2 separate regions of the Homo sapiens genome follow, and region 2 is linked to region 1. The links are chromatin loops, found by intact Hi-C in ENCODE. Cell type or tissue: heart right ventricle. All regions are shown on one strand. Each heading gives the region's core, and the rest is flanking DNA. Links, peaks and the distances in the headings are about the cores only. Region 1 overlaps OSTN (osteocrin). Region 2 overlaps CCDC50 (coiled-coil domain containing 50).

Region 1 (4,403 bases), core at 146-4,145:
AACTCTTCTTCTGCTTGATGTTGCGTTAGCAGTTGCCATGAATGCATCAGCTTTTTAATTAGAGTCCTAAAAATTTTGTGATTTTTACCTAATCAAATTGTATAATCTCCAAAGTTATTAGAAACCTGTACTTAAGAGTACTTACAAAAGTACTTTCCATGAATTTCCAGAAAGAAGCAAACTTTGGATTGTGGCTGATTATAAACCACCTTTTAAGAAGAGTCAGAGTAAAATAATAATTGTCTGTGTATGACAAAAGTCTTAGACTGGCATGGTTAAAGAAAATTGACAAGAAAAATCAGTTATTTCTATAGCATATAACAATTTAACATAATAATTATAATTAAATACTACTGATAACATATGCTAAAACATATCAGAATTTCAGGAACCTCATACAATTTTAGAACACATCTTAATAACACACTTATATAAATATAATGCAAAGTAAAACACATTTCAGACTTGACAATGCTTCCTGTATAATTTGAACATGCCAAATAAGCTGTATATGTTTTTCTTGGACTTCCACGGGCTGTAATATTTAAAAAGGTAGTTGAGGTAAAAAAGACTGAATTTAGCATTTGAATTTTGATTTTGGAAAGTTTATCAAACATCAAAAGTTTAAAATCCTTGATATCACAAAATAAGATCACAGGTCTCTGTAAAATAAGACATTCATTTAGCCAAAATAATAATTCAGAGATTTCAAAAAGCATAGAGAGAAGACTCAGTTTCTTAAACAATCATAAGGTCTAATAAAGACAGCATGAGGCAAACTGAAACTGTCTCTCCCCCTCTCTCCTCCTTTTTTTTTTTTTGCAGCTTAGTCAAACAGCAAATAAAATTTTTTACTACCTCTTATTAATACTATATTAAAAGATTATTCAAAAGAGAAAACCAAATTTTACCTTTGTATTCATGTATTATTAATGCTAAAGCTAATTTTAATAAGTTTATAAACAAATCCATACAATTTCAGTTTTATAACCTCTTACAATTTTTAAAATTTCTTCAATTTAAAACAATCCTTAAAACCTCTAAACTAGACAAAATTACTTTCACTTTAACAAAAACCAAGGTTGGGTGTTGTGGCTCAAGCCTGTAATCCTAGCACTTTTGGAGGCCAAGGCAAGAGGACCACTTTGAGCCCAGAAATTTGAAACGAGCCTTGGCAACAAAGGGGCACCCCATCTGTACAAAAAAGTTTTTTTAAATTAGTCAAGCATTGTGGTGCAAGCCTGTAGTCCCAGCTACTTGGGAGGCTGAGTTGGAAGGATCACTTGATCCTGAGAGGTCAAGGCTGCAACGAGCCATGATCACACCACTGCACTCCAGCCTGGGTGACAGAGCAAAACCCTCTCTCAAAAAAAAAAAAAAAAAAAAAAAAGACCATAGACACACAAATTTACATGCCTTTTTATAATCCTTCTTACCAAAAACATACTCTACTTCCTTACACACTTTGCATATTTTTTCTCTTATATCTAGTAGTTTTGACTACATATAGTTATTATAGTGTTAATAATTAGTAACTTTTATTTTAGTAAAAAATCTAGGAAGTAGGTAATTTTAATTACATATCAGATGCAGAGCCCAGGACAAAAGACAATGCCTGGAGAATCTAATTTCTCACAGCATCTCCCAGCAGGGGAGGCATAACTGGGATAGGAGAGAATCTAATCTCCCAGCAGGGGAGGCATAACTGGGATAGGAAAGATGGACCAGGTGTTATCCCCCACCCTCATCATGGGCATCTGTCTAGACCTCTGAATCGAAAGGCTGTAATCAAGATACACAGACTCGGAAACAAATTAATCAAGTATCAAAAATATCAAGCAACAATTTTTTGGCCATAAACCTGCCTGATCAATAGACTCAGACAAAAATGTCTACATTAAAATTTTGAAGACATTTTAATATTATTTTACCAATAATTTTAAAACTATCTTTATTTCTCAAAGATTGCTAAAATCACATGAACTTGAAAAGCATTTGGTCTTAATTTATGAGTACTCATTTATTTTTAAATTAATGTGGTACCATGTGTAGACAATATTAAACATGTATAGCTATAAATACATATATACATATACATGTATGTATAGAGAGACACAAGGTATAGCATACACATCTGCACATGAAGACTTTATTGTTTTGATTTTAGAATTTTAGCCATAAGACAGGTAAAACTCACTAGTCTAAAAAGACAGATTGAAACTATGCCTTTGTAAATGGAAAAATTTAAGGCTTATCTGGAGTACCCCTTCTGAGTTTCAGAGAAAACAGGTAGCAAATTTATATCTCAAAGCACAGAGAGAATTTGATTTTTCAAGAAGCTTGAGTAGTCAAAGGAAGATTAAAAATGAATGCCAAGATTCCTTAGGAATTAACCGTAAGATTGCATAAGGAGAGCAATCTCATTTAGATAGGTAGCTTTTAATTCAGTCTGTGTTTTTCAAGTGGACCACTGAGGTCAGGACAGAACTCATTAAGGAACAAGGCTAACAAAGTATTTTTAGTTTATAGGGCCTAATAATTTAAATATGAAAAAAGTGGATGCAGTTAAAAGGCAAAGCATTTAGATGTTTAAAAAGCAAGGGTTTCTGAGAGTTGAACAATGAGAACACATGGACACAGGGAGGGGAACATCACATACCAGGGCCTGTCGGGGCGTAGGAGGCAAGGGGAGGGATAGCATTAAGAGAAACACCAAATGCACGCGGGGTTTAAAACCTAGATGACGGGTTGATGGGTGCAGCAAATCACCAGGGCACATGTATAGCTATGTAACAAGCCTGCACGTTCTGCACATGTATTCCAGGACTTAAAGTATAATTAAAAAAAAAAAAAAATCAAGGCTTTCACTGAATCCCAGGTACCCCCAAAAGAGGAAAGCACCATGGAAACCAGGCCACACACTTTGGTCACTTTGCCGCAAATACATTTTTCTGGGTGTTTAAACCGCACCGTTGTTCATCTAATGTGCAAATGAGTAGCCCCCTGTAGTAACAAGCATTTATTGGAAACAACTATAGTTGGCCATGTCTAACACTGTTACTCTTGCCTAGCCATTACATACACTAAGGTCAAGTCTCTCATAATACCAAATAATTTCTGGTCAAAAGCCAAAGTGATCAGGTAACACAATACAAAAGAGAGCAGAGTTTTAGACCTCACAGGAGGTTGCCTACGACGCTTAAAACTGCAAGGAAAGAAGACTCCCAGAAAGGAGTAAGAGTACTCTGAGTTACCTTCTTCTGAGTCCCTTAAGGAGTGTGAGCTGTTAGAAGTCTTTTCTAGACCTTTTCCTGTGGTACCAAAAATGGCAAAGAGGAAGGAGAAGCAGGGAGAAGTGAAAGTAAACGGGAAAACAATCTGTTTTTTTTTTTTGAGACAGACTCTTGCTTTGTCGCCCAGACTGGAATGCAGTAGCACCGTCTCAGCTCACTGCAACCTCCGCCTCCCAGATCCAAGAAATTCTTCTGCCTCAGCCTCCCGAGTAGCCAGGAGCTACGCCCCCTGGCTACTTTTTGTAGCCCCCAGCTAATTTTTGTATTTTTAGTAGAGACAGGGTTTCACCATATTGACCAGGCTGGCCTCGAACTCGTGACATCATGATCCACCCGCCTTGGCCTCCCGAAGTGCTGGGATTACAGGCGTGAGCCACCTTGCCTGGATTTTTTTTTTTAACCAAAATACACTCCCTGGTAAAATTAATAAGCCTTAACCAAGGTTCTGACTTAACCAAGGATGTATGAGGTGTCTCCAAAGAAATAAATGACCACCTCCAAAAAGTCAAAAGTCACACAGATGTCAAACCAACAGGGCCCCCTGACTGGGTATCAAAGCCAGGCGTTGATGCTGAAAGCATGGACTTTTAACTATTAGACCACAAGGCAGGATGGCTTTTATTGTTATTCCCTCAGGCAATCTCTTACAAAGGATTTTAAATGTTTTAGGTCAAATTTTTGCCCTTTAATTTAGTCAAGAGAATTTTGAAAGCTAGCTATGACCCTATTATGTATCCTTCTTTTTTTTTTTTTTTTTTCTTGAGACAGAGTCTCACTCTGTCACCAGGCTGGAGCGCAGTGGTACAATCTCGACTTACTGCAACCTCCACCTCCCCGGTTCAAGTGATTCTCCTGCCTCAGCCTCCGGGGTAGCTGGGACTACAGGCACACACCATGCCCGGCTAACTTTTGTATTTTTAGTAGAGATGGGGTTTCACCATGTAGGCCAGGATGGTCTCGATCTCTTGACCTCATGATCCGCCACCTCACCCTCCCAAAGTGCTGGGATTACAGGGGAGAGCCACAGTGCCCAGCCTGTGTATCCTTTTAATTTAATCTTCGCATCAATTGTTTGGTGTAAGATATCTCTAATTTTTTTTTTTTAATTTA
Region 2 (4,403 bases), core at 100-4,099, 130 kb after region 1:
ATCTTTGGACAAAAGAAAGCAAGACCCCGAGTGGAAGGTAGAGTGTGTTTTGTTTGTTTTCTAATTAGAAATAAAATTAGAAATGAAAAGGGGACTCTGCTTTTGAGTTAAGCTCTGCAAATATATTTAGGATATATGAATATATAAATTATCTGTATTGCATATGTGAATCTGATCTGTGAAGATTCCATCACCATGAAAAATCACTGAATTTTGGAACATATGTAAAAAGTTACTGCTAAGATTGAAAACTCATTCTGTTCCCTTTAAGACGGAGTGAAATGCAAGTGCTTCTGGTCATGAACAGTCTTAGTTTTCATATACAGTACTTTGATTATAGAAGAATATAGCATTTTCACATGCTTTCATATTTTCCACAATGAACTTCTCTTCCCGTCTCTACTTTCTTTGTGCTTACATTATCTTTCATCTCTATCATGTATCCGTTTCTCTTTCCTTTGATGTAACATGGTTTGTGGCAGACTGAAAGATACATACTTATCACCAACAATTATTATTTATGTCACAGTGCAAGACCTATCTAGCGTGAGTTTGGACGGTTATCTTTCCCCTCGTTGATCAGAAATTGTAGACAAAATAAGCAGTTACTGCAATTCATTTTGCTGCGGTAATTGTGAGTTCCAGCTTAGCAGACTTTATTCATCAGTGACAGCGCGTAAGACAACACTTTGGACCTCCATGGAAAGACAAAGACATTTTTCCTGATAGTAGTGTATAATGTAGAGAGGAAGACAAAGTGTAGACAGCTAACAAATAGAAGGTTAAGCTAGGTGGAAAAAGAGCAGAGGAATAGGGAGAGAATTCGTACAATACAGGGTTTTTAGGGAGGGAGTTTAGGCCCAGAAGAATGAAACCTAGGTTGTGTATTCCTTACACAGTTGGTGTTTAGCGCTGGTCTCTCTTGAACAAATTCCTCCATTGGGTTTCTGGTCCCACCTCACAGTCTCAGTAATGGTTGTGAGGAAAAAGGTGTAGAAACCCTGCTAATAGTATTGCTGTACTCTTTCCTGTTGCTCAGTTACCCACGAGTTAGTCTCAAAACAATGAATGTATTATTCTCATATTAATTATGTATATTTAGCTCTCTCTTAACTAACTCAGTAATTCAAGATTTTTTCTAATATACTGTTTTAGTCAAGGATTCCCAAATACTTTTGTTAAATAAATTAAGCCACAAATAATTACCCAGGAGTTTCTCAGATTCTTTGCTACCTTAACTAGGAAAGGGTAAGTATTTAAGGATTAGGAATCAAGCGTGTCAGAAGGCAATGGCCACATCTCTAGCAGGTATCATCATGACTTCTGTAATTTTTATTTTATAACTGGTACTGATACAGTTCCTCTCTTGGAAAAGTTGACTTGAATGTGCCTTAGTTTACTGGCTGGAAATCAGCCTAAGACATGTGTGCGGAAATAAGTTTGAGTGCACAAACCTGGATTCCGTAGACTCTGGGCGTGCACTGGTTCTTGGCAATTACTGTGTAGCTATTATGTTAATAATCAGTGGCCAAGCACACCCATCTAGGGAAGCATGTTCCTGTGTGTTCAGCCCATTCCTCTGGCTGCTCTAAGGCTTTCAGATGAGTGGGCTAAATTACACCTTCCATGTAAGCCCAAAGCCTACCTTTGCAGCTATAAATTTTCTACCTCTGGAGTGGCCATATATAAAAATATTTTATGTTCCTCAATTAAATATAATTAATCTGAAATTACTAAGGAAGAGCTTGGCATGATAAACATACGTTAAACTTAATCTTTCCCTTTGTTTGATGATTCTGGATTGTATGTGTGTGTTATTTTTGTTTGTTTGTTTGTATTTTTGTCCATAGCCAAAAACAGCTAAAGCAGCAAATTCCAAGTCAAAAGAGAGTGATGAACCTCACCATTCTAAGAATGAAAGGCCAGCACGGTAAGCTGACACCTGAAAAGAAAAATGAGGAAGTTGACTTTGGGGTGAATAAGGAGATTTCAGTTCCCTAAGAAGAGTGTATGTTTTTTGGAGAGGAGATCCAAAAATCTGCATTTGTAAGGTAGTGTCAAGACATTCAGGGTTATTTTTAGAACTTTATTTCCACTCTTAAATTGAGTTGTGTACATCAAATCAGAATTTTACAATAGTTGGGGTGGATAAGGAAGAATGTACTTTTTGTTAGGACTGATTCTTACCTCTGCATTCACTGAATTTATGCTTTCAGCTTGGGGAATGAGAGTGATTTTTTTTCCTAAATAAAATTTCGAGTTTTAAATATTTACCGGGTTTCATAGCCACACTGATGTGTGCATGCCATTTGCACATGCTCAAACTCATTTCTTTCTGAGTCTCAGTGTCCTTGACAAAATCTTGAATCCTTGCAGACTGTCTAAATCCCACTCAACAAATAGCTGTGGCTATGGTGTACATACTTTCTGATTTATCTCAAACAGTCGTGCATAATAGTTATGGAGCAGCTGCTGTCTTTCTGCCTCAAGTTGTCAACATTTAAGTCTCTGGGGAAGTAACCTCTTTTTTTTTTTAATTGCTTTTTGTTGCCTTTCGAAAGAAAACATGATTGGAATGTGAAGAAAAAGATACTAAAAACAAGACAAAAAAGTAACACTAAGTTTAAAATTTTGAAAACTCTGAATTATTCAAATTTGAATTTTATTCTTATTTGTTAATTCTTGAAACATAACGCTTATTTCATTGAATAATTGACACTGTTGTTGCTACTCATGCCCACACTGAAGCTCCTAGACTTGTTTCCTTCAAGTGAATGTATTTAGTGTCCTTAAAAAGTAATCCTCTATTTTAAAACTCATTTGCTTTCAGAAGATAATCTTTCAGAAAATTACATTGGGTTTGTATTGCTCTGAGAAGAATAGTGGCATATTCTGTCTAGTTATATAAAATCTTTCTGTTGTAGCTTTTGGTTAAGCACATGCCAAACATTTTCTTAGAACTCTATAGGTTAGTACATTCCCAAAGTATCCAAGTAAAAGAAGCAGCAGCTAATCTGTTCTTAGTAAGTAAATACATCTGGATTATTATCCTTTTTTTAGTCAAATGAATTTAAATCATCTTTAGGCTTAATTCTGCAGTCTTCAGATCCTTGGCCTCTTTAGAATACTAATACCATTGACAGCATATATGATGGAACAGTACTGGATGATTTCTTAAGAAAGTTTATTAAAGTCTGAAAACAAGTTTTTGGAATATAATAGATACTTTAGAAATATTTGGCATACTGAAAGAGTGAATAATCAAATGATCCTGTATTAAAAATGGCTATTATAAATGAATGAAAAGTGACTTAGGGCTAGTAGAATAGAAATTTTTGTTTTTACCTTAGAGGAACATTTGTCTTTAAATGTCATTTTAGCAGGATTGTATATATGACCAAAAAAATGAGGAATTTTATGAAACCTGTATTTTCATAGTTAAAAGATAAAGCTTATATATCTTGCATATGTAGATACCTTGCACAACTAATATCAGAATGTATACTTTCTGGTTAGAATCTGGTTTTCCTCTTTCACATTTAATCATGATGGAAAAGTTTAGCTATACAGAAATATTTGGTTTCAAGGATTGAAAAACATGGCACTTCCTAGGTCAAGATGTTTATTACTGAAGTGTAGTAATAGTAGTAGTGAGACACAAATTCTTATGTAGAGCTTGTAATACTTATGGTTAGAAATCCAATTTCTTTGTCTGTTACAGAATTTTCTACTCTTCGTGTATGTGTGTTTAACTTTTGTTGTTATTTTTCAAAAATTGCCATTTTTATTTTAGATTCTGGGGATACATGTGTAGGTTTTTTTTACAAGGGTATATTGTGTGGTACTGAGGTTTGTACTTTTATTGATCTTGTCACCCAGATAGTGAACAGAGTACCCAGTAGGAAGTTTCTCAGCCCTTGCCTCCCTCCCTCCTTTTGGTGTTCCCAGTGTCTATTATTCACATCTTTAAGTCCATGTGAACCCAGGATTTAGTTCCCACTTATAAGTGAGAACATACAATATTTAGTTTTCTGTTTCTGTGTTAATTCACATAGGATAATGCCCTCCAGAGGCATCCCTGTTGCAGCAAATGATATGATTTCATTCTTTTTTGTGGCTGTGTAGTAGTCTATAGTGTATATGTACCACATTTTCTTTAATTAACTGTTGATGGGCATTTTGGTTGATTCCATGTCTTTGCTATTGTGAAGAGTGCTGTGATGAACATACGAGTTCATGTGTCTTTTTGATAGACTGATTTATTTTCTTTTGGGTATATACCCAGTAATGGAATTGCCAGGGTAATGGTAGCTCTATTTTTAGTTCTTTGAGAAGTCTCCAAACCGCTTTCCAGAGGGATTGAACTAATCTGAATTCCCATCAACAGTGTAAAAGTGGTGTTC

Evidence for each region. Hi-C counts contacts between places; a loop is a spot of excess contacts. Peaks named below come from ENCODE experiments on the same cell type or tissue, not always from the same donor. Only the 100,000 strongest peaks of a DNase experiment are listed, where the experiment ranks them.
Region 2: it touches region 1 in a loop (3-fold over the local background); 59 of 110 quality-filtered maps call a loop at or near these places.

What each region holds. Positions count from the first base shown.
Region 1 is chr3:191,255,820-191,260,222 of GRCh38, forward strand. All of the region lies in intron 4 of OSTN (osteocrin), which reads left to right. Among named protein-coding and RNA genes, the nearest start is that of OSTN-AS1, 23 kb to the left of the region's middle. In heart right ventricle, for the core only: no CTCF peak of the experiment used is centred there; no DNase peak of the experiment used is centred there; H3K27ac peaks cover 684 bases.
Region 2 is chr3:191,380,896-191,385,298 of GRCh38, forward strand. It overlaps CCDC50 (coiled-coil domain containing 50), which reads left to right. Exons shown (of 12, transcript NM_178335.3): 9 at 1-37; 10 at 1,851-1,930. Among named protein-coding and RNA genes, the nearest start is that of PYDC2-AS1, 42 kb to the right of the region's middle. In heart right ventricle, for the core only: no CTCF peak of the experiment used is centred there; no DNase peak of the experiment used is centred there; H3K27ac peaks cover 1,350 bases.